Regions from separate parts of the Homo sapiens genome. Here region 2 is linked to region 1. Evidence: chromatin loops called from intact Hi-C (ENCODE). Cell type or tissue: endothelial cell of umbilical vein. All regions are shown on one strand. Links, peaks and the distances in the headings refer to the core of each region. The heading gives the core; the rest is flanking DNA.

Region 1 (12,484 bases), core at 3,300-11,299:
CTGTGAAATCAGCAGAAAAGTGGTTCTTAGAAATTTTAAAGTTTGTTTATCCACTTTACTTTTTGAGGATCTGTGCTCACTGGTTTTTCAAGCTGGTTTGTTTTAAAGGAGTCAAGCTTCACTTTGGAGTAAAGGTGGAGATTATAGTTGCTCTGTTGGAACTTTGATATGTTAAAGGGAAATTCTGTAAAAATGCGGGATGCAAGCAGTAGCCACAGGAGCATTTTTAAAAGTTTTTCTTTTTCAGCTTAATTTATATAAGAAAAACAATTAAAAGCCTGTGTTTCATTTTAGCCTCTTTTTAAAAGATAAATTCTTATTTCTGCAGATAAATGGGAATACTGAGGGGAGGGACGGAAAGTATGGTTTTCTATAGACTATTTTCCATTAAAATTTAAATAATCAGAAAGCTCAGAAATGTTATTCCTGTAACTTCGGGAAGTTATAGGAAATGTTACATTTTAACATCAAAGTAAAATTCCAATAAAATACTTTTTCTTATAGGAGCACATTTTACATATGTAAAGGAAGATACAAAAATACTAGAAATTCTAAAACTTAACCATTTTTGCGAAATTTTTCTAAACAAATTTCCTGAAGTCTTGCATACATTTGAGAATTTAGATTATTGCTAGAAAGCACATCTTAGGTTTTAATCATGTTCATGCCAACGCCTATGAAAAGACCTACCAGGATTTTAGATCCATAGTTAACCACCACTTGTGAGTATCCATTTTGCATTTTTGAAGACTCGTTGATTGACTATCAAGTACTTGAAATTATGTAAGAGAATACTTTTTTGGCAGCAAAGTCGCATTTCAGATCCCCTGCTCCCCTATCAACTTCAGGCTGCTCCAGGCTCTGGGTCCAGGCTGGAACTCACAGTAGAACTAAGATTATGTCTAAACTCATAGCAGTAAAGTGACGTTTTGCCATAAAAGAACATTTTTATAACGCTATTTCAGTCTACTTGTTTCCTTGGAAATAGTTTCTGTCGTGATGGGCAGTATCTAAATTAATGAATTATTCAGCTATTTGTGCAAAATGTGTAACTTAAGGGCAAACAGACTCGATGTTGTTCGCATCACCTCTCACACATTGGCAAGGCAGCCTTTTCTGTCCTATGTAATGTAGGAAAATTAAACATTTCTTGAAATCTGAGACTTCTGCCCTTGTTCTCCTGAAATTAAATCCATTTTATTTTCAGTAGCATGAATTTCCTTACATGTCCAAGAGGCTGTTAAGGAATTAATCCTTTGCTCTATTCCTCATAACACTTTTCACAGTTAATCTAGTGTGTAAACTGTGTGGACGAGAATCCAAAACTGCAGAATTTGGAGGAAATGTGACTCCTATGCCTTGTAGACATTAAATCATTCTGTGAAATAAAACTGAAACTTTGGATAGGAGATTGTACAGTACTCTCCACACATTTTTATTAAATGAAAACAACTTCCATTATTTTTCCAGCAATCCTTCATGTAGTTGGACTCACCTCACCACCTCCCCCCTGCTCCTTAGTTGTGGTCGGCTCTCCTTACAAATGGACAGGTTGCTTTGTCAACTTGGTGGCAGAAACCACCTGACAAATTGTAGACATGTGGCTAAAATTTATGCTTAGTTTGGATTTGGTAGAAAATAAAGAATATTAGAAAATAAAATGTGACCAAAAAAATATTTATGTTGTCTTGACTGTGTGTCTATGCACAAGAAAGGACAGGAACTGGGAGTAATGGAATGTTAGTGTTTCCGACTCCAGAATAAATACCCAAGAGTGAAAATAATTTATAAATTATGTTTCCTGCTTCAGAATTTGCTAAGAGTGTATGTGTGTGTCCATACTTGAATCACTTGCCTCACCTGAGGATCGGAGTGGTTGACTTGGTTTCTCTGTCCTTCTGTTGCTATTCTTTTTCTCACTTAGCAACTATTATGTTGTTATCTCTAAAATGTTTTTGTGGCTTACTTTTTTTTTTTTTTTTTTGAGACGGAGTCTCGCTCTGTCGCCCAGGCTGAAGTGCAATGGCGTGATCTCGACTCACTGCAACCTCCGCCTCCCAGGTTCGAGTGATTCTTCTGCCTCAGCCTCCCGAGTAGCTGGGACTACAGGTGCGCGCCACCACACCCAGCTAATTTTTGTATTTTTAGTAGAGATGGCGTTTCACCATGTTGGCCAGGATGGTCTCGATCTCTTGACCTTGTGATCTATCTGCCTCGGCCTCCCAAAATGTTGGGATTACAGGAGTGAGCCACTGTGCCCAGCCATACTTTTTTTTTTTAACTGTGAGTTTTGATTTTAAAAAACCCTTAATCGTTAATAGTAAGTTTTAACAAGGAGACTATGGAAGGCAAAGGGAGAGATCTTTCTAAGACATACAGTTGAGTTTTTGCACATAAAGCAAACTAGATTGTTATAACTCCTCATACAGCCCATCTATTTGCTTTTTAAAAAATTGCAGAGCTATCATTTCATTGATTGCAGTTTGTTATAATTAAAGAGGCATTTTCAGTCATTTTACCATTAGCTTTTTAAATATGAAGAATAATTAACCAGATCTGTACTGTAAAGAATGTTTATGAAACTTTTTTTTTTTTTTTGAGACGGAGTCTCACTCTTTTGCCCAGGCTGGAGTGCAGTGGCACAATCTTGGCTCACTGCAAGCTCTGCCTCCCAGGTTCACGCCATTCTCCTGCCTCTGCCTCCCAAGTAGCTGGGACTACAGGCGCCTGCCACCACACCCGGCTCATTTTTTGTATTTTTAGTAGAGACAGGGTTTCACTGTGTTAGCCAGGATGGTCTTGATCTCCTGACCTCGTGATCTGCCCACCTCGGCCTCCCAAAGTGCTGGGATTACAGGCGTGAGCCACCGTGCCTGGCCTATGAAACTTTTTAAGTTGATAAATTTGTATTTTTTAGATATGTTCTAGTTGAGGAATGAGAACCACTCCTGGTCTGAATTTTCATGTGTTGCTATATAAATTTGCTTTTAATAAATTCTTTTAAATCACCAGATTGTTAATTGACAGCTATTCTTGCAGACATTGTTACCTTATTATTTCTTCTTACTATATTGGGCATTAAGTCGTTTATTTCAATGTGATAAACATTTGACTATCAAGGATGGGGGTAGATAGCACATGACATGAGCAAAATCTGGTTCCAGTATTTAAGACACAGCCTTAAAAATGTATATTCCTTTTATAGAAGTTAAAATATAGTTTTCTTTGAACTCGGTTATTCCTTGTTTAAACTCAAAAGGAGAGGATCCTATTTTCTGTACATAAAATTCTGAAGATAGGTATTTTCTGTAAGAGCTGAGTTTTTTCCCCATTTGCTAATCCCTTCTAATTTAGAGGAAAAACCATATTATCACACTGAATGTTAGTGATGATTGCCTATTTGTCCATATGAACACAGTAATTTTGTGCATAGTATAGATTACTATTCACCAGGAATATAGGGCTGTATAAAAAACATTTAACCAAAGAAGAATCGTGTTGATAAATTATTAACTAAAATTACTAAATTTGTAATGAATAATCCTACACAGACCATCTGATTGTGATTTTTGACATATTGGAGTAATATAGGAAGTTATAGAAAGGAAGAAATTCTGGGTTTGGATGAAATTACTGGTTTTTTCCCTTGGAAAAAAAATCTGAATATATTTTATAATTTGTTAGTATTGTAAGTAACAGCCTAAAAACCTGAGCATGTGACTGTTTGACACTGTGCTTCCTATATATCTGTTTACAGAATATTTGGAAAATTTTAAATTCTTCCAGTTCTTGATTGCTGCTTGCACAGAACCAATGTTAAAATGTTATGACTAAGACTAGAGAGACAATGATAGGTTTCTCGGTGCACACTTAGTGCTAGGAGGTCTTCCCATACCTACCGGGCCAGCTTTAGAGAAACCCCTGGTTTCCAGTTGCCTGGTTCAGTACTTTGTTAGAGCACATGCTTTAATTATTTTCAGTGTTCTTAGGTTTGGTTGTGGTAATGAATTTCTTCATAAAGTAGATCTCTCTTTTAAGTGAATTATTAGGAAATACTTGTAGCATGATTTAAGAAAAATATTTCAGCTTCAGCTGGAAGCAGAAAAATGGACAGAGGGGAAGCCAGAGAGTTCAGGTAGGTTACTCGGAGAAACAGTTGACACAAAGCATTCCTTATTTTCTTATTATGTATCTTTAGAATGTAATTTACACAAATTGAACCATAGTTTACATTTTATTCTGAACCTTTTTTCTAAAAACATTTCTTGCCATCTTCCTATATTACAAAAATAATTCCATCTCATTCTTTTTAATAGCTACATAGTATTCCATTGCATGGCTACATACCATATAGGATGTTTTGATTCATATACTCAACCAACCGTTTTTTTACAGTAAAGGTATACTCATATGCTGGGCCTTAGGGGGTTATAAGTTAATGTATAACTAGAATTGGAGCTAGCAAATGTCACTGTTTGTAAATTAGGAACTCAGAATTATAAAATGTATACTCTCCTTCAAGATAAATACAACAAGTATATTACGTACACTGTTATTAATTTAGGTAAGAGCATTAATTCATTTTTGTTGTTGTTGTTGTTGTTGTTGTTGTTGGATACAGAGTCTTGCTCTGTTGCCCAGGCTGAAGTCTACTGGATTAATCATAGCTCACCGCAGCCTCCAACTCCAGGGCTCAGATGATCCTCCCACTTCAGCCTCCCAAATAGCTGGGACTACAGATGCATATCACCACACCTAATTTTGGGGGTGGGTAGGGAGCGAGGTCTCACTGTGTTGCTCAGGCTGGTCTGAAACTCCTGAGCTCAAGCCATTCTCCTGTCTAGACCTCCCAGAGTGCTGGGATTACAGGTGTGAGCTACCACTTGTGGCAAAAGCATTAATTCTAAGGAAACAAAAAGAAGGAAATTTTTATGAAAATGTGAATACAAGAAAAGTTAGGAATATTCTGATACTTTAAAGTATTCCAATTTCTTTAGAAATATTCAGGCATATATTGAACATGCCATTGTTGTCATGGCAGGGTGAATAGACAGAATCACTTAGGAATTTAGTTTCTTTTTCATGAGTGATTATTTTCTTGAGAAGCATAGATCAGGAATGTTTTCCCTTTGGCCCCTTGTAATTGGTCTGGCAGGATCTGGGGTTGGGGAGGTGGACACAAGGATCCCACACATCTCTTGTGAAATACTTGGAAATTTTCAATTTGAGTGTTTATGATGCTTCCAACATATATAATAACATAAAATATTAATGTACACGTGGTTGTAAGAGATCCAGTTGACCAGAGGATTGCATGTTTCATCATTTAAATAATATGCTTTGTGTTAGATTGCATATAGTGTATGCTTTTAACAAGAGTTAGGGGAATAATAGCACGGGAACATTTGACACTTACAATCTGGAAACATGAGAATTATTTATGCCAGTAAATTATTTCAGATAGTATTTGCGAATGATGGTATGTGTCTGTTTTAGGTTCTGTGGTGCCACTTTTAGAAACTCCACAAGCAAACCATGGCTCAAAGTTTGTAGTAATCTTTTTGAACTGTAACTATTAGAATTTCCCAAAAATCTAATAAATATGCTTTTCTTTGTATAAAATGAGCTATATGAATATTTGCTGCTACTTGAATTTTCTTTCCAAAATTTGTTTATAGACATACTCCCTAAAGATGTTTGATAATCAGAAATAACTGATTCTGCTAGACAAATATGCACCAATTGATTGATTTTCTTTATTTTGAAGAAAATTTTTTTCCTCTTAATTATTTGGTGGCTTCCTTTGCTGGCAAATCCAATTTTATGCCCCACAAATAATGTGAACAGTAGAGACTTCTACTTGTAAGTTTCGGCAATTCTTTAAAATATGTTAAGTTTTTGCTTCAACATATAAAGGTTTTTCTTTTCTGAATTGTGTTTTCAGCAGCAATTCAAACCAATTGTATTTTTCCATTATACAAATTACTAATTTAGAATAAATATATTTCATTTCTGTCATGATATCCTAGTAGGCAGGCTCTTGGGCAGACACCTGATATGTGTATGTATTATTAAGTTGTCTACTTTTGTTTCTTAGAAATGTTTATCATTTAAAAAGTAACAGATGGAAGAAGACCATTTATTGAAGACTGTGGCCTGGCTAGTGTGTGGGCAGTAAGGGGTGACTGCACCTGGGTTCTGTGGCTCTGAACGTTTTCTGTTTCTTTTTGGATTATGAGGAGGGAGAACTCTTGGTTTTGTTTTGAGGAACTTCATTGATTATATCTTAATTTTGCCTTATTGGCAAAAAGCACCATGTGAAAATTTATGCAGCGTATAGATTTTCACTGTGTTTTATTTGGTTCAGAGCCGAGTCTGGAAGATGACTTAGTTTATAAGTTCTGTCTCGTGTCCTGTAGCCAAGCTTTCTGTCTCCTTTAATGAGGGCACTGTGTGATTAGAAGCTGTTTCCTCCCATTCCTGTGGACTGAAGGGGCAACCTGAGGGTCTGCTAAGGTGGTGGGTGTGTTTTCTGGGAAGAGTGAAAGGGGATTTGTCAGCCTTTGGGGGAACTTGATAAAAATGAAAGATATTTTATGTCAGTGGGATCACCTTTTTAATCCAAGGGGCAAAAGAAAACTGGTTTCTATTGTGCCCCTGCCCGAAGGCCGCCTGCATGTGACTTTCAAAGGACCCTGCTTGTGTTGAATTTCAGCCAGCAAGTCTCCAGCATACAGAATTTGAGATTTCCCCCACCCCCACCGTTTCTTCTGTTTTTGTTCCATGTAAACAGTTCCCTGCGTAGTAACATAGACAAATATAGCAGAGAATGCTTTTCTGGAAGAAGAATGCTCCCTAAGCATTTTTTAACCATTTTTGGGAAGAATTGATCTTTCTGTGTGTTTCAGACAGACTGGAGAGGGGGAGGCCGTGGCTGTAAATTGAAGTGACATCATATGTATTGCCCCCATTGATCCGCTTTTAGTCTCCAGCCAGGATAAAAGGAAATGGCATCAGGGAGGAAGCATGCTTCATTTAGGCACAGATCCCAGAGTGATAATGGGGTAATAATAGAACTCATGCCACTGTCAATCCGTGGCTGCATTAGTCCCAGGCTTATTCTCTGTCTGGGGAGCCGCACAGTGACTTTCTTCGTGTGAGGCTGCAGCGCACCAGCTGGGCCACGCCGGGAGGTGCCCTCCTTTGCTTTCGGAGGGGTGCAGGCAATGGGGCTTGGATGTTGCCATTTGCTGGTCTCTTGTCACAGGCCCTGCCTCTGCAAGGTCAGTCATGGGACATGTCCGTGGCATTTTCTGATGTAGGAGGTGAGCTGGCCTGTTCTGCATCATGCTAATGGAAGAAATGGTGGCGGAACCTCAGTTGCGTGGGTGGTCTTCTGGGAGCACAGAGTGAGTGATGCCCCCGTGACAGCAGTAAGAGGCTTCTGCAAGAGTCAGGGGTTTTTCTTAGTTGAGCTGCCTCTAGTTTAGGAGGGTGGGTTTGGAAAATTCATATTTTCTTTCCAGGAGCATGCATAAAAACTCTCCCAAACCATTCAAAGTCGTACAGCTTGCGTCGACTCTGAAGTTGGGAAAAACATGCAGTGGACTTTTTTCTTTGTACAGTTCTTAGTATTTAGCAACTATGAGATCTTCCATGTTTAGAGTAGAACACAGACTTCTAAAATCCTTAACAAGCAGCATTTGTACTTGACTGACCTCGTTTAGCATTTTATTTCTTGTACTCATTTCAGTAAGTTTCATAGTTCTGTGAAGTTCTCTTGCAAGTACCCACATCACTTTGGCACCTTGTAGTCCTATTTTGTGTAAATTTCCGAGGCAGATGCATTTTAAAAATAATGAGCTGGTCTCTGTATGGAAAAAATAACCCCATCATGAATTTCTTGTTTATGCAAAGGAAAGGACTTTTGCATTCCTGTCACTGTTGAACTGTGGGTGTGAGCACTGTTGGGCCCCCAGAAATAAAGGCAAGTTCTTTTTATACTGTCTGAAGGAGCTGCTTTCTTAGGTGGTGATGCTTGGAGGTAAGGTCCTTTATTTTTCACGATCACTCTGTGGTACGACCAAAGCCTTATCTCTCTCCCGCCAGTGCTGCTGTATTAAACACAGCTGGCCTTTCAGTCTTAAATTCAGCTGATCTTAAAATAAATAAATAAACGCAGCTGGCCTAGAAGTCATGTGAAGTTTGCTTTGATTTCCACGTGGGTGGAAGTGGAGTGGTCCACATAGCATGTCCCACTCCCCCTGTGCCCGCCCCGGGCTCCTCGTACCACCCGGTGCTGCCTTGAGCACATCTGCTGATACGTGGTCTCTTTCATTTGCTTTACAAACATTTTGGTTTATTACATGACCACTGCTTTTTCATTTGTAGGGTGGCTTTACGGGGAGCAAATGTTTATTTTACAAAGACAAATGTATGGAAGCTGTTTAACCACATTTTTGCTTCAATATGCTCTTTTTAAGGTCTATTATCTTATCCTTTAAAAATGTTGTAATGTGTACTTTGCGAATGAAAGATGCTTTATTAGTTTTATTGTCTGTGTCCCAAAATAACGTTTGTTCACTGATTTTTTTTCCCTACTTTTTTCAGAAACTACATTTCCCCCCATGAGTTAGAATAGTTACAACTAAAAGCCAGGTGGCCGCAGGTTGTTTACCAAGTGAGAGTCATTTCAAGTCTATTCAGAAGAATGGGACTCACAGAAACCTGGGAGCATGAAGCTGGCTCTGGCAGCACTGTGGTCGGGGGCCTTGTTTTAGGGGGAGCAGATACCTGAGGGGAGTGTCCATCCTTGCTTCTTACCTCTCTCAAATTAGAGTCAGTCAGTGTGCTCCCTCCCTTACTTCCATCTCGCGGTCTTAAGTCAGGGAGTTTAGCTTTAAATATTTTCATTGTGTAAAATTTGGAGAGGACAAAAGCTTCCATTGATCCTTTTGGTTCTGTTTCTGTGTAGAGTTGCTGAGCTTTCAGCTTAAAAGAAAACTCAGATATACAGGTATGAATGCAGGTATTTTTGTAGGTTCACATATAGGTAATTGTTTGATTTTAAACTGGAGCTGTATCTATTGGTTAAACCTAGTTGGGGTTAAGTTGAGGACCAAGCTAGTTGTCTTACTCAGGGTTTCTTTGCTCTGTGTGTCTCTTTAGTTTAGACCAAATCCCAAATGAGAGTTCTAACAGTAGGCTTCTTTGTAAGCACAAGCGTATAATATGGGGAGATGCTTTTCTTTCTACTCTCCCCTTCCCTGTAATTCTGCAATTTGGCAGGGCTGGTTCCTTCTGTATTTAGTTAGCAAACGAGGCCCCACTTCTGGCAAAGGGTGTTTAGGGGCTGGTGGTGCCGAGAATCACTTCTCTGTGAGGCTGAGCCCATTCCCCAAAGCCTGCCTGCCTTTGTCTGGAGGGGCCTTGATGCCAGGCGCCTGTTGTCCTCGGACTGTCTGTCTTGAGAAATGCTGCTCACCAGTTTTGAGTGTTTGTGGGGTAGAGCAGGTCCCCATCCTGTTGTGGCCTGGCCTGGGTACCCCTCGTGGAGCTGCTGTTTGACAGCAGCACAACAAAGGGTAGTAGTGAGGTGAAGTGGGGAGAGCCCACGACTGGGGTGAAAAGGAAGACACTGGGAAGAGGGCTCAAGGGCTGGAGGGCATTCAGTCAGTGGCCCTGGGAGACGGGTTAGGGGTACTTGAGGCCATGGGTTGAAGGCCCAGCCTCCTGCAGGAAAGCACCTCTCTCGGAACATCACAGGAGGCTGAAGGGTGAGATGAACTGGAAGGAGAAGGAGGGCAGAGGGAGAAAGAGAACCAGTCTCACTGGGCTGCCTGGGCAGAAGTGCTGGATACCCACATGCACCCGGCAGTGTTCATGGTATGAATGGTGAGGAGGCCTACCAGAGGCTGGGCGCCTGGGTTTGGCCTCTTCTGTAAAACAGTAGATTTCTTTTTAATACCGTATGGTGGATGGGTGATTTTGTTACAAGTAGTTATGTAGTAATTTGATATCTTTAAAACATGCTGCAATTACTTGACTTCTCATGAAAAGAAATGGAGTGTTAGTAATTCTTTGGGTCCTTGTCAGTGCTGATTGTACTGCAGTTTTGCTGAAGGCGCCTTGTTTCTCCTGAGAGAATAGCCACAGCATGTCTTTCAGATGAAGCGATGTCATGAAGTACAGAATATACCCAAGAACCAAGTGATTGCATTGGTGTCTTGTCTCCTTTCTTTCTGCCTCTGTCTGTAGGCAAGTGGGGGCTTTCTTAGAACTTAGAAGAGTGAGGTGAGAAAACAGATACCTAGTGGAATGGTGCGGTGGGTGTGGTGTTTGCAGTGCTTGCTGTCTGCCCGTTGCCCCCCGCATACCTTTTGGAAAAGTATATGTGTGTGTGAATGAGTGAGGGGGTAAGGGGGTAGGGGGTAGGGAGGGTCAGGCAGAGTGCACACTTGGGGGCAGAAAGATGAGGAGCAGGGAGGGAAACCAGTACTTTTTAAAAATTGTTTTAGAACACCAGAAAGTGGCAGTTAAAATCCAGGTGTTCTTATGAATGTACTGTTGACTTGATATCAGCTTCCAGACCTGTAATTGGGATTGACAGGAATGATCTGCACATACACAGGGATGGAGAGAAGCTCAGCAGAGAGAACCATGGAATTCATAGGATTAATTTTAAAATCTTGATTTTAGAGTAAATATTTTTCACTTCCTACAAGGCATATCTCAAATTGATTCTTCCTCCAGTGCACTACAGGGCCGATCTCACAGGGCCACCAGGCCTGGCCCTGCTGTTGCATAGCGAGTAACACGGATGAAGTCTTACACATGCTTCTCTTCATTTCTTGTATTTCACATACATTGTGTTTTATTTTTGTACCATGTTAAGACTATCTCCTGTCTTTGCCCTTAACTTGTAACACCACTTTTGACCATTCCTGTATGAGAACTCAGGAATATGGGTAACTTTGTGTGTCTGTGTGTATAGCTGCACATATAGTTGTGTACAGCCTTTTGAGCTTTTTAATGGATTATAAGTATGATTTTCGTAATGGAGGGAAGACACAGTTCTTTCAGTATGTGCTCTTTATTTCTCAGTGTGCAGCAGGTATATTTGCAGAGCTTATGTGGTAAAAAGACTGAATGCCGCATCTTAGTTCTGTGAAATTTCCAGGTGTTTGCCTGTAATTGGATGGCTCCTTGAATCTTTGTCTAGGCTAAATTACATTTTCTGGTGTATGCGTGCTGTAAAGGAAGAGATCCAGTAAACCACGATAATGTTTTATTAAGATAAGCACAGTTTTGATCTGCTCTAAGTATAGAACTGAAATGATTAGTCATGGAAAACGGGGCCAAAGCAGACCCCAGAATGTAGTGTCTTTGGGAATACAGACAATGTAGGCCCTGAGGAATTACAAAAGTCAGCCGAACAGTCTTTCCATGTTGCCAATATATGCTGAAAGCACCCAGGTTACCCTGGGTATGTGGTCTTCAGTCTGAACATTTGGGTGTTGTTTCTCATCAACTGAATGGCATTTTCATAGGCTGTTTGGTTTTGTCTTTAGCTTCTTCCAGACCAGCTGGTCTTGCTTCTGGAGCATCTCTTGGAGCAGAAGACTCTGAGCCCCCGAACTCTGCAAAGCCTCCAGAGGACATACCACCTCCAGGATCAGGATGCAGAGGTAACCAGGAACACTCTCGGAGTTTAACCAGCAGGTCCCCACTGTTGTTGAAGAATGGTGATCCCATTGCAGTCCCAAACTATTGAAACCACCATTTCTATTAGCAAAATCTCATGTGTTTGCTGTATGAGTGAAGAACTAAGTGCTTTAATCTGATTATGCTTATGCTTCTAATCAGAGTATTTTGAGGTCTTAAGTTTTTCCCTCTTCTTAAATCATAAAGATGGACATAAGTCTCCTAAAGGAATGAGTGGAATGTTTTTGAGTTGTAAACTTGGGTGGGTCATTGTGCCCACTGACGGTGGTGCCATTCTGTTGCACATTAAGGAAACTTGGCTCAGATGTGTCAGAGCTTCTTGGTTGCATTCAGTTAGGGCAGGAAAGGAGCCATGTGTAAAGGGAATGAAAACTAAATCTAGCAGCTGTAGTTGGAAAAGGCAATTGGATGCTTGCGAGAAAGCAATGTGATATAGTCCTTAATATCTTCTACCTTATTGTGAGGAATGCAGTGTGAATCCTAAGACAAATTCCAGGGTTTTAAAAAAATACAAAATAGTAAATAATGTATTCAGACATCTTAAGTAAAAACAAGAGCTTAAACAGAAAACCTCTTTTATATAAGACTCCCAAAATGCAGAAAGTAAGTTTGGTTTTGAACATTTTAAAACTGTGCAGTCTAGTACAGCAGCCATTAGCCATGTGTGGCTGTTAAACACTTAAATGCAGCTATTTTGAGTTGAGATGTGCTGTAAGTATAAAATGCACAATGAATAGTGAAGACACTGGAATGAAGAAAG
Region 2 (12,484 bases), core at 1,929-9,928, 390 kb before region 1:
GTAAGGAGGCAGCTGTAGGCTAAATTTAACATGCCTGGGAGGAGGGAACTGAAGCTCAAACCAGAAGCAGCAGATAGATGGGTCTGCAAATTTCATGCGTTTTCCACCAGATCTCTGCCTGTGGCTCAGAGAGGTGTGGCAGCACAGCTACCTCACACAGCTGCTGAGAAACAGGCTTGGATACAGGTCTTTTTTTTCTCCCCACTTTTGCTTCAGATCTCTACCCAGGTATAACGAGCTGCATCTCAAGGTCAGAACGACTGAACAATAAAGAGGTTGGTTCAACAGATGACCTCAAAACTCATAACCTACATCCCGAAGCTAAAGAAAAACTTACGTCTCCAAAAAGAGGTGTAGTTAGCTGCAGGTTATTTGAATGAGCAGCACATGCTGTGCATTTGCTTTAAGATTCTCCAAACACGCAGAAAGCCAAGCTAATCCTCAGCGCTCCCATGCCAATCTGGTGTGGGGACCCTCCACTCCAGGCTGCCTTGTAGAATGCCTTATTGATGTGCGGCAAGGGGCACCCCATGAAAGTCCCAACAGCTCTGAAGGTAATGAGCAAATAATCCAGTTGAGCAAGCAATCAAAGAACAATAACAATTGTCTTGTGACAATACCCCCCAGTTTGTAATTAGTTAGCTTAAATTAGTTTAAATTCACTTCATTTGGAAGATTTTGCCTCTGAGGCAGGCCAAGGCTCTCTTTCAGAGGCCAATTAGATTAAATTAGAAGTGGCACATTAGCTGGGGAGACTTCATTCATTTTGGGTTTTTGCAGCCTTAATTATGATGCAGACACAGCTGGAGTCATCCTTTGGAGGGTTTTCTTGCTTCAGCAGGCACTGGAGGCGACTGGATTCCTGGGAGAGGTGCTTTCAGTGGCGTGTGTGGCCAACCAAGCCACCCAAGGCTACTTTGTCACCAGATTCTGCTCTTGGCCCATTCCCCCAGCTGCTGTGGGAGAGTCACAGGAAGTGAGGAATCCTAAGAAGATCTTCCTTTTTCAAAACAGCTTCATCAAGGTGCAATTAACAGACAAGAAACTGCACACACTGAAAATACACACTTTGGTATGTTTTCACATGTCTATACCCATGGAACTACCACCACAATCAGAATAATAAGTATATTGAAGGAAATGAAAATATTTCACTCCAAAATATACTTTTTGGCATATTTTAAGATGGCTATTCAAAAGGGCTAGAAATCCAAGAATAGCTGAAAAGCTGTCTTGCTGGGGGAGGTTTGCGTCCATAGAGACCATCTTTGTGAGCCAGGCCTCCTCTTCTGCCCCTGCCATAAGCTGATTTGTCATCTTTTTTTTCTTTTCTTTTTTTTGAGACGGAGTCTCGCTCTATTGCCCATGCTGAGGTGCTGAAGTGCAGTGGTGTGACCTCGGCTCACTGCAACCTTTACCTCCTAGGTTCAAGCGATTCTCCTGTCTCAGCCTCCCGAGTAGCTGTGACTACAAGTGCATGCCACCACGCCCAGCTATTTTTTTTTTTTGGTATTTTTGTATTTTTAGTAGAGACAGGGTTTCACCATGTTGGCCAGGCTGCTCTCGAACTCCTGATCGCAGGTGATCCACCCGCCTCAGCCTCCCAAACTGTTGGGATTACAGGCGTGAGCCACCGCACCTGGCCCCCCCGACTTGCCATCTTAACCCACTGTGGGCCACCCTCAGATCCCCTGTTCTCTCTGTAACCTCGAGGAGATACACAAGCTTCTGCACCCGTGGGGGTTGGGGTCATCTTTCTGTGATTTTCCCTCCATGCACGTTGATAAATTTGTATGCTGTTTCTAGTATTAGTCTGCCTTTTATAAATTGATTTTTCAGCAAGTTTTTAGAGGATGCAGGGGAGCTTTTTCCCTTGGTCCCTGCAATATCTATCCATTGCCCCCAGAAATTTCCTCGTGTAATTTTGTCATCTCTCCCTCCACCCCTTCCCTCTCACACAGACTCGGGCAACAACTGGTCTGCTTTTGTCACCATAGACTACTTTGTATTTTCTAGGATTTTATATAAATGGAATCATACTACATGTACTCTTTTTTTGCTCTTTCGCAAAGCATAATTGAGATTTATCTATGTTGTTTTGAGTTATCAATAATTATTCCCTTTTTATTGCTAAGTAGCATTCTATCATCCAGATATACTACAGTCTGTTTATGTTTATCGTTGAGAAATTTGGACCTTTTCTAGGTTGGGGTTATTTCACATAAAGCTGCAGCAGACATTTGTATACAAGTTTTTGTGTGGACATATGCTTTCATTTCTTTTGGGAAAATACCTAGTAGTGGAATGGCTGGTCATAGGCTGCTATATGGTGAACGTTTTCAGAAACTGCCAAACTTTTCCAAAGCCATTGGACCATTTTACATTCCCATTAGCCTGGGACCATTGTTACAGGTTCCCAGGTGATCTATATCTTCCCAACACCTAGTATGATTAGTCATTTAATTTTAGCCATTCTAATAGGTATTAACTAAGGTTACCCTAAAGCTGCCTCCATACATAGTTTAAGTTGGGCCTTAATTTCCTCTGTACATAGTGAACTATAACTTAACTGGATGTGTAAACAGACTATAACCTACTCTTGTGCCAATTATCAAATTGCACTCAATTTTCTTTTTCTATAATTCCTCTCCAATCACGTGGCAGCCACCAGCGTTATTCTGACCTATTCTGGCTCAGGAGGCCACACAGTTCATGAATCGTTCTTTGCTCAATTAAACTCTTAAATTTAATGTCTTAAGTTTTTATTTTAACAGTCGTAGTGGTTCTCATTATGATTTTGTGTGTGTGTGTGTGTGTGTGTGTGTGTGTGTGTGTGTGTGTGTGTGTGAGATAGCATCTCACTCTGTCACCCAGGCTGGAGTGCAGTGGTGCAATCATGGGCTCGACCTCTTGGGCTCGAGTGATCCTCCCACCTCGACTTCCCAAAGTGTTGGGATTACAGGCACGAGCCACTGTGCCCAGCCTCTCATGGTGATTTTTAATTTGCATTTCTATAATGACAACGATGTTGAGCCTATTTTCCTGTGCTTGTTTCCCAGCTATGTAGCTTCCTTGGTGAAGTGTTCATTCAAATCTTTTGCCCATTTAAAAAAAATGGGTTGGTTGGGCCAGGCGCAGTGGCTCATGCCTGTAATCCCAGCACTTTGGGAGGCCGAGGCGGGTGGATCACAAGGTCAGGAGATCGAGACCATCCTGGCTAACATGGTGAAACCCTGTCTCTACTAAAAATACAAAAAATTAGCTGGGTGTGGTGGCGGGCACCTGTAGTCCCAGCTACTCGGGAGGCTGATGCAGGAGAATGGCGTGAACCCGGGAGGCAGAGCTTGCAGTGAGCCGAGATCGTGCCACTGCACTCCAGCCTGGGCGACAGAGCGAGACTCCATCTCAAAAAAATAAAATAAAATAAATAAATAAATAAATAAATAAATAAATAAAAATTGGGTTGGTTGTTTTCTTACTGAGTTTTGAAAGTTCTTTACATATTCTGCATACAAGTCTTTTATCAAATATATGGTTTATAAATATTTCCTCTCATTCTGTGGCTTGTCCTTTTATTCTCTTAACAGTGTCTTTTGAAGAGATGAAGTTTTTCATCTTTTTTTTTTTTTTTTTTTTTGAGACAGGGTCTCTCCCTGTAGCCCAGGCTGGAGTACAGTGATGTGACTTCATCTCACTGCAGCCTCTACTTCCCAGGCTGAATCATTCCTCCCACCTCAACCTCCTGAGTAGCTGGGACTGTAGGTGTGTGACACCACACCCAGCTAATTTTTAAAAAATTTTGTAGAGATATGGTCTCACTATGTTGCCCAGGCTGGTCTCAAACTCCTGGCCTCAAGTAATCCTCCCAGTTCAGCCTCCCAAAGTGCTAGGATTACAGATATGAGTCACCTCACCTGACCTGAAGTTCTTAATCCTGATGAAGTCAAATTTGTCAATTTTTTTTCTTTTATGTACTGTGTTTTGGTGTTGGATCTAAACAAAAACACTTTGCCTAGCCCAGGGTCATAAGACATTTTCCTGTGTTTTTGTAAGAGCCAAGGGAAAGATTCCCCTTCACTCTGTGAAGATTTACTAGCAAATCAACTGACAAAAGGCAGACTAATTGGAGAAAGCGCATAAAAATGTATTAATGTGCACACAGGGGAGAATCAGAGAGTGATGGCCCCATATGCCATTGGGGCCAATGTATTTATATAGCCTTATTTCAGGGGGGTGAGGGGAGATGGGAATATAGGTGATTGTGTTGAGGGGTAATAAATGATTACTAGGGAGAATGAATGGAAAGAGGAACAGAGATTAACTTGTGAATGAGTTCTATTCAGGTGTGATTGGGTCCTATTCAGGTGTGGGTACATTCTTGGTTGTTTTTGGTCTTGCTTTGTCACCCCAGCTGGAGTGCTATGGCACAATCTTGGCCTTGACCTCCTGTGCTCAACTGATCCTCTTACCTCAGCCTTCTGAGTAGCTGGGTCTACAGATGCATGCCATCATGTCCTGCTAATTTTTAAATTTTTTTTGTAGAGATGGGGTCTTACTACATTGCCCAGGCTAGTCTTGAATTCCTGGGCTCAAGCAATCTGCCCACCTTGACCTCCCGAAGTGCTGGGATTACAGGCATGAGTTACCGCCTTGGTCTTGTTTTCTGCAACAGATAATAAGATAATAGGGAGGGGGAGGGAACAACAATTGTTCTCCTGATGGGTACATCTAGTCTTTATGAAGGTAGGAGAAAGTCTCTTCCGGATCAAAGGTCTGTTGACCTCTAAGGGCCTTTAATTCAAAATACTCATTATACCAGGAAGCCATATTTCAGGGTAAAGTTCTCTGTACTCCTTCATTCTAGAAATTTTACAGTTATTTTATTTTATTTTATTTTATTTTATTTTATTTTATTTTATTTTATTTTAAGACGGAGTCTCGCTCTGTCACCCAGACTGGAGTCCAGTGGGACGATCTTGGCTAACTGCAAGTTCCACCTCCCGGGTTCACGCCATTCTCCTGCCTCAGCCTCCCGAGTAGCTGGGACTACAGGCGCCCGCCACTATGCCTGGCTAATTTTTTTGTATTTTTAGTAGGGACAGCGTTTCACCGTGTTAGCCAGGATGGTCCCGATCTCCTGACCTCGTGATCTGCCTGCCTCGGCCTCCCAAAGTGCTGGGATTACAGGCGTGAGCCACCGCGCCTGGCAAAATTTTACAGTTTTAGATTTACCTCTAGGTCTATGATATATTTTGAGTTAATTTTTATATATGGTGCAAGGTATGGATCCAAGTTCAATTTTTGCCAATGTAGATCCAATTGCTCCAGCACTGAATTGCCTTTGCACCTTTGTCAAAAATTAGTTATCCATATATGTGTGGATCTGTTTCTGATTTCTGGACTCCCTATTCTATTCCATTTATCTATTTGTCTCTCTGTGCACCAACACCATATGTTTTCACTATTGTAGCTTTAAAATAAGTCTTGAAATCAGGTAGTGTTAATCCCCAACTGTTTCCCAAAAGTCATTTGAGTATTCTAGGTTCTTAAGTTTTCTTGTGAATTTTAGAGTCAGTTTGTCAGTTCCCACAAAATCTTGCAAGAATGTTGACTGGCAATTTGACGCCTGAATATGTATAAGTTTTCATTTATTTAGGTATTATTTCACTTCTCTCAGTGATGTTTTGTTCATATTTGTTTTTGTTTTTAAAGACTAATTGGAGAAAAGGCATAAAAATGTATTAACGTGCACATGGGGAGAATCACAGAGTGATCGCTCCCTATCTCATTGGGGCCCACATATTTATACAGCCTTATTTCAGAGGGGTGAGGGGAGATAGGGAATATAGGTGATTCTGTTGAGGGGCAATAAATGATTACTAGGGAGAATGAATGGAACAGGGAACAGAGATTAACTTGTGAATGAGTTCTATTCAGGTGTGGTTACATTCTTGGTTGTTTTTGGTCTTGTTTGTCACCCTGGCTAGGATCTTGCTCTGTTACCCAGACTGGAGTGCAGTGGTGCAATCATAGCTCACTGCCTCAAACTCCTGGGCTCAAGTGATCCTCCTGCCTTAGCCTTTAAATGCATTCTAACCTCTCTCCTGCTAGAATTACCCCCCTAGAGCCAGGGCAGTAGGCAACTGAGAAGAAATTTTCTAACTAGCAAAGAGGCTTGATTTTCTATTGTGTTAGTTTTGCTGACAATTCCTATGTGGTAGTTTTTCTCAAATTCTACTGTGCATCAGAATAATCAGAGAAGGGTATTCTAAAAACAGAGATTCCCAATACACCCTCTCTTCAACCAATGAATCAGAATCCAGGAAATCTGTAGTGTATTTTTAGGCCACTGTTCAGAAGATTCTGATATATACTTATGTCTAGAAGCCTCTATTATAGAGAATTCTTGGGGTTCAGGCACTTGGAAATTCATTATTACATTGTAAAACTAACTTCCTCAGTATTAATATTATTTCTTCTTCCTCTACTTAGGCTCCTGGGTTTCTCAGCTCTCTTTTAAAGGAAACCAAAAATATTTTATCCCAAAATATACTTCTTTGTCATACTTTGGGGTGGCTCTTTGGAGGGCCTGCAGACAGGAATAGCCCTGCAAAGCTACCTTTTGTGGAAGAGATTTGCGTCTGTAGGAAAAAGTCTGCACTGGTGAAATAAACAGCCAGGCTTTCTCTGAGGCCCCACCCATTCTTTCTGAGAGCAGCTCAGTGATTACCTGAGCAATTTCCACGTGCGTAACATGAGAGCTTTGGTGTGAGCAGCGTTCCTCCCTTCGCTCCCCTCAACCTGTGACCCCACCTCCCGAGAAATGTGGTTCCAGGCCATTGTTCTTTGGGCTCTCCCATCTTCCCTGAAAATCGTTTATTTCTACACCTCCTTCATCTCCCCTCTTTCCAACCAAGAGGATATTTAAGCATCAACCGTCTTGCCATTCTTTGAGTTTTCGTATTTTGTGTGACTCCTGTGCATGTACGTGCACGTTAATAAAATTTCCCACCAATCTAGTCTCAGTGTGTTTTATAGACCCAAATTATCAAAATTTCAGGGGAAAAATTTAAACTTCCCTACATTCCCTAGGAAAGCAGATTTTCAAAAATTATTTCCAAGTGTTGTTTTAGGAATACCTTATATGCACTTTCCTTCCAAGAGATAATTACATGGTCAACAGCCACCATGCCTAGGAGGCCCTGTGACCCTGTCCCACCCCACCTCAGCCAAAGTTCATTGACTTTGGGTGCAAATAGCCAAAGGCAGCCTTGAGCTGACTCAAGTACACTGAGCAGTGACAAAGTCACAGAGCTTGGCTTGCTGAGAGCCGTGGAGATGACAAAGTCTTGAAGCAATGGAGGTCAGATGTTCGTGCTGACCTGTCAACAGGTGGGAGGTGGTAGCGGCTAGATCATATACAGCAGGAGGGGGCTTGTTTTCCTGGAATAAAAAAAAAAAAAGCCAGACAGCAAATATTTCTGTCTTTGAGCACCATACTGTCTCTGGTGCACCATAGTCTAGTGTTGCCATTGTGGTGTGGAAGCAGCCATCGACAGAACATAAAAGAATACGGACGGCATGGCAGTCACAGTCAGTTGACTTCATTGTAGAGCCTTATGGGCCACAATGAGGTATTTGGATTTATTCTATTGGCAAGGAGAAGGCACTGGAGCATTATACAAGGTGGGGTGGAGGGTAATTAGATCTCACTTACACTTCAAAAATTATAATCTTAGAGCTGTAAAAATACCATGGTACTAAAGGAGTATTTTTATCCCTTGTGAAAGAAAGCCAAATTGTAAGCTTTCAGGACCAGCCAGGGTAATCTTCAATTTACGTCTCCACCATCTTCTGAGTTTTATCTTAAAGTAGGTGTAAGATAGTCATCCTAACATTACCATGGAATTATAAAACCACAGGGTTGGGATGGGTGCGGTGGATCATGCCTGTAATCCCAGAACTTTGGGAGGCCAAGGCAGGTGGATCACCTGAGGTTAGGAGTTTGAGACCAGTCTGGCCAACATGGTGAAACCCGGTTTCTACTAAAAATACAAAAACATTAGCCAGGCATAGTGGTGGGTACCTGTAATCCCAGCTACTTAGCTGGCTGAGGCAGGAGAATCGCTTGAACCTGCAAGGCAGAGGTGACAGTGAGCCAAGATCGCATCATTACATGCCAGCCTGGGCGAAAAGAGCGAAACTCCCTCTCAAAAACAAAAAACAAACAAACAAAAAACCCCAACGGGGTTGCAAAGGCCTCGAGAGACTGTCTCATTCAATCACCAGCCTTCCAACTAGGTCCATGCCTCAATCAACTCAGAGATGAAAACCCAAATGATGTGCCAATGCTGAGCCTGAGGATGGGTTCTGCTCTTCCCTGTGTGACAGGAACACCCACCCCCACTCTGATGAGAGGTTAGAAAATAATTCTGCTTTTTCCAAAGAGATTAAGCAATAACAAACAGAAACAAGAAACTAAAAAATCTTGGGTGCCTTTGGACTGCAGAACTTACAATCTCTCTAAATCCCAACTCTGACTCTTCAAATCTACCATTTGACTTTTTCCATTGAAGTGAGTTGATTTAATTCTAGTGCAGCCACAAATGTAGATGAAGCACCCGGGAACCACATAGCACATCGCGGGATGCAGACAGGAGTTACTGACACAGACGACAGGTCCCAAAGTAGAAAATTAGGTCTCTTAAAAATCATTTTAAGGGAGATTATAAGCATGGAAACATGATGTCTACGTATTGTTAAGTGAAAATAGTAATATACTGTCTGATAACATTTCTGTAAAAGAACAGAGAGAGATTGGAATCATCTTGAAATTAAAGATTTCTGCGAAAAAAACAAGTGTCCACCAGTATGTACAGCATTCTTCAACTTATGTTTTTAAAATGCTGTGTATAAGTGATTGAAAAATCATATCACAGGGCATACAATAGCAAGTTTAAAGCACGTGCTATTATAAGACAAGGCAACATGGTAAGAAGGAGGGAGATGGAAAAAAGAAAAGGAAAGAAGTCTGTCTGTGGTATGGCCAGAGGGGAAAGAAACACTGGGAGAAAACCCACTCATCCTGGTCTTTCCTGCCACTTTCAGATATCCTCCTGGTAGCTTTGCTGTCTCAGTCCTGTACTGACAAATGCTGGTAATGGGACTGCATGAGAGCAGTCATACTCTGAGGAATCCACCGGCTTTTAAGTGTGGTTCCATTACAGGATTATGTGGCGCCACGAAGTCCAATACCCAGGAACAGAGGATGGGGAATGTGACCCACAGAGCTCAAACAAAATGACAAAGGAGACCACTTGGGTTCTAGGGCAGCAGATCACATTTGCTTCTTCCAAAGAACCAGAAAGCTTTTTAAAAAGCAAATGGAATAAAGATGTGGATGAAAAGTTTTCTCCCTGGGATAAGTGGATGGGGAGGAAGAAAATGAAAAACAGGTAAATTGCTGAAGAAAAGGCAGTATAGTGAAAAAATCAACATTTAAGAATTAATTATATGCCACTTTTCAAGAAATAAGCATAAGACACCAGAAAAATACGAATTTAGTGAAGGTCGAACAAACACTTTTTTCCCAGTGGCTATGAAAGAGAGAAGCAAGCATCTTTAAACGCTGGCAATTATGCAGATGGCAGAAAGAATAAAGACTGAATTTCATTCCCACATAAGGGAGAGTATAAGGGAGAGTATTAGGGAGACAAAAAGCAACCTGAAGCGTTTACAGTTTTGAGTGAGCGGACAGCCCAGCAAGCATTTAGAACTCATTATCTGAGCTGTGAAAAATGACCCTCAGAAATCACTGAAATTAATCAAGAAGTTAAACATTTATTAAAAACAAGCTTAGAGATTATAGGAGAAAGGTCGAGTCCAGAGACTCCAACAAAGCTGAATCAGCTGATTTCTGGGCTGTGAAATGTGTGGTGCTCAATTTAGGGCACAAGGTTCAGATGCAGGTAAGGCCTCTGGAGCCCCGTCGGGCCGGACCTGAGCCTGCATATGGGGAAATCGCTGTTGTTGTCAGCCGCTCTTGCAAAAAGCTGATGATGTGGCTGTTGAACAACCTGGGACCCTTGACCCTGCCATGACGTTTGTACCAATGTGGGTGTCTGGGTGACATTCAAAATTAAATAAATCAAACTTAAATTACCAAGTTCTAGACTCCAATGTCCAGGGAAATGCCACATTTTGCTGTGGGCGACAGAATTTTGCCCCCTCCACGCTTTTTGTCATAAGGGTCAAATAAACAGGATCATTGAACAGACAGAGTGGGCTCTGATGTGCTTCTCAGCTGGACACTGAACACGGGCAGTACTGTAGTGATGTCCCCAGGAGCGATTGTGCAGGAGTGAGGTGGGGCAGACGGCTTTTCCTGCTGGCTGCTGAGTTGGTGCCATATACATCTCTGCTGCCCGAGGCAGGAGTAACATTGAGCCAATACCATATCCTGTTGAATTTTGCCAAAATGAGAACGCACAGAATCCTCAGATGGTCAAGTGGGAGAAACAAAAAGAAAAATGTTCTGTCCTCCTACCTTGGTCTAATTATTTACTTTCTTTCTTTTTTTTTTTTTTTTTTTTTTTTTTGAGACGGAGTCTCAGTCTGTCGCCCAGGCTGGAGTACAGTGGTGTGATCTCAGCTCACTGCAAGCTCCGCCTCCCGGGTCCACGCCATTCTCCTGCCTCAGCCTCCCGAGTAGCTGGGACTACAGGCAACCGCCACCACGCCTGGCTAATTTTTGGTATTTTTAGTAGAGACGGCGTTTCACCGTGTCAGCCAGGATGGTCTCGATCTCCTGACCTCGTGATCCGCCCGCCTCGGCCTTCCAAAGTGCTGGGATTACAGGCATGAGCCACCGCGCCCGGCGATGTTTAGAGTTTTTTTAAAATCAGGTTACAAAATGGTGTAAGCCAAATTAAAATGTACAGAGAAACCAAAAGAGGACGGCAACATGCCTCAGTGAAATAGTGACTGCATCTGAGTAGCTGTTTTTTCTGTTTCTTCAGACTTTGCTGCACTTCCCCAATCCTCCATAATAGCAACAGCAGAAGCACAGCCTGTGGGGCTAGCCTTGCTTTAAGCATTAGCTGCTGTTATTCCCAGCGTTGTTACTCGTATCATCAAAAGTTGATAAACTGAAAGCTGAGAAAAAGACCAAAGGTTAGAGGGAAACATTTAGAAATGTGTTAGAGACTTGTTTTTAAAGAAACTTTTAATTTTGAACGAATTTTAGGTCTACACTGCAAAGATAATTTAGAGAGACCCTTCCCCCCGTCCCGGTTTCCCCAGTTGTGAACATCTTACATCACCGTAGTACATGTGTCAAAACTAGGAGATTACGACTGGTACATGACTTAACTAAACCCCAGACTTCGTTTGAAATTTACTTGTTTGGCTGGGCGTAGTGGCTCACACCTATAATCCCAGCACTTTGGGAGGCTGAGGCAGGTGGATCACTTGAGGTCGGGAGTTTGAGACCAGCCTGACCAACATGGAGAAACCCTGTCTCTACTAAAAATACAAAATTATCCCGGCGTGGTGGTGGGTGCCTGTAATCCCAGGTACTCAGGAGGCTGAGGCTTGAGAATCACTTGAACACAGGGGGCAGAGTTTGCAGTGAGCCGAGATGGCACCACTTCACTCCAGCCTAGGGGAAAGAGCTAAACTCTGTCTCAAAAAAAAAGAAAAAAGAAAAAAAAGAAAAGTAATTCACCTGTTTTTCCACTTAGGGACTCTTTCTGTTTTAGGAGGATGAGATTTTTGAATGTTAACTAATGTCCCCCTTTTTTTATATTTTAATTGTGAAACATACGTAGAAGTTCATAAAACAAAATGCACTATTTAAAGGAAAATGAAAAGTTCAAGGAATGGAATGATGCCAGTCTCCTGGTATCCTTTTTCTGACTCGCCACCCAGAGGTAATCATTACCCTGACTTTTATGGCAATAATATCCTTGCTTTTCTTGGTAGTGTTACTGTCCAGCTATAATCTCCTCAGTAAAGTAGTTGTGCCTGTTTTTGAACTTTATGTACATGAACGCATGCTGTATATTCTTTTGTTCAAGGTTATCTGGTTGTTGTGTGGTGTGTGTGTCTATGGCTCATTCATTTTCATTGCTGTGTGGTACTCGACTGAGATGCTCTTTGATATTTTCTCCTGCTCCCTGCCCTTCCCTAATCAAATAGACCTTCTGCCTCCATGTCCCAGGGATGGCAATATAACCACAGAAAATCAAATTAAAATTATTTATTATTATTTCAAAAGCCCACATCCTCACGGATTTAAACGAGATTTATAGCAGGATTTCTCAACCTCCACCCTATTGACGTTAGACCTAATAATTCATTTGTTGTGGGGATGTCCTGTTCAGTGCAGGATGTTTAGCAGCTTCCCTGGGCTCTACCACTAGGTGCCAGTAGCATCCACGGCCCTCCAGTTGTGAGAACCAAAATGTCTCCAGATATTATTGCC

What was found. Hi-C counts contacts between places; a loop is a spot of excess contacts. Peaks named below come from ENCODE experiments on the same cell type or tissue, not always from the same donor. Only the 100,000 strongest peaks of a DNase experiment are listed, where the experiment ranks them.
Region 2: a loop joins it to region 1, with 4 times the contacts of the local background. A loop is called at or near these places in 2 of 110 quality-filtered maps.

What each region holds. Positions count from the first base shown.
Region 1 is chr9:95,049,124-95,061,607 of GRCh38, forward strand. It overlaps AOPEP (aminopeptidase O (putative)), which reads left to right. Exons shown (of 17, transcript NM_001193329.3): 14 at 11,571-11,687. Among named protein-coding and RNA genes, the nearest start is that of MIR6081, 10 kb to the right of the region's middle. In endothelial cell of umbilical vein, for the core only: no CTCF peak of the experiment used is centred there; DNase peaks (open chromatin) are centred at 6,618 and 6,748; H3K27ac peaks cover 1,107 bases.
Region 2 is chr9:94,656,599-94,669,082 of GRCh38, forward strand. No RefSeq gene overlaps it. Among named protein-coding and RNA genes, the nearest start is that of FBP1, 23 kb to the left of the region's middle. In endothelial cell of umbilical vein, for the core only: no CTCF peak of the experiment used is centred there; no DNase peak of the experiment used is centred there; H3K27me3 peaks cover 1,424 bases.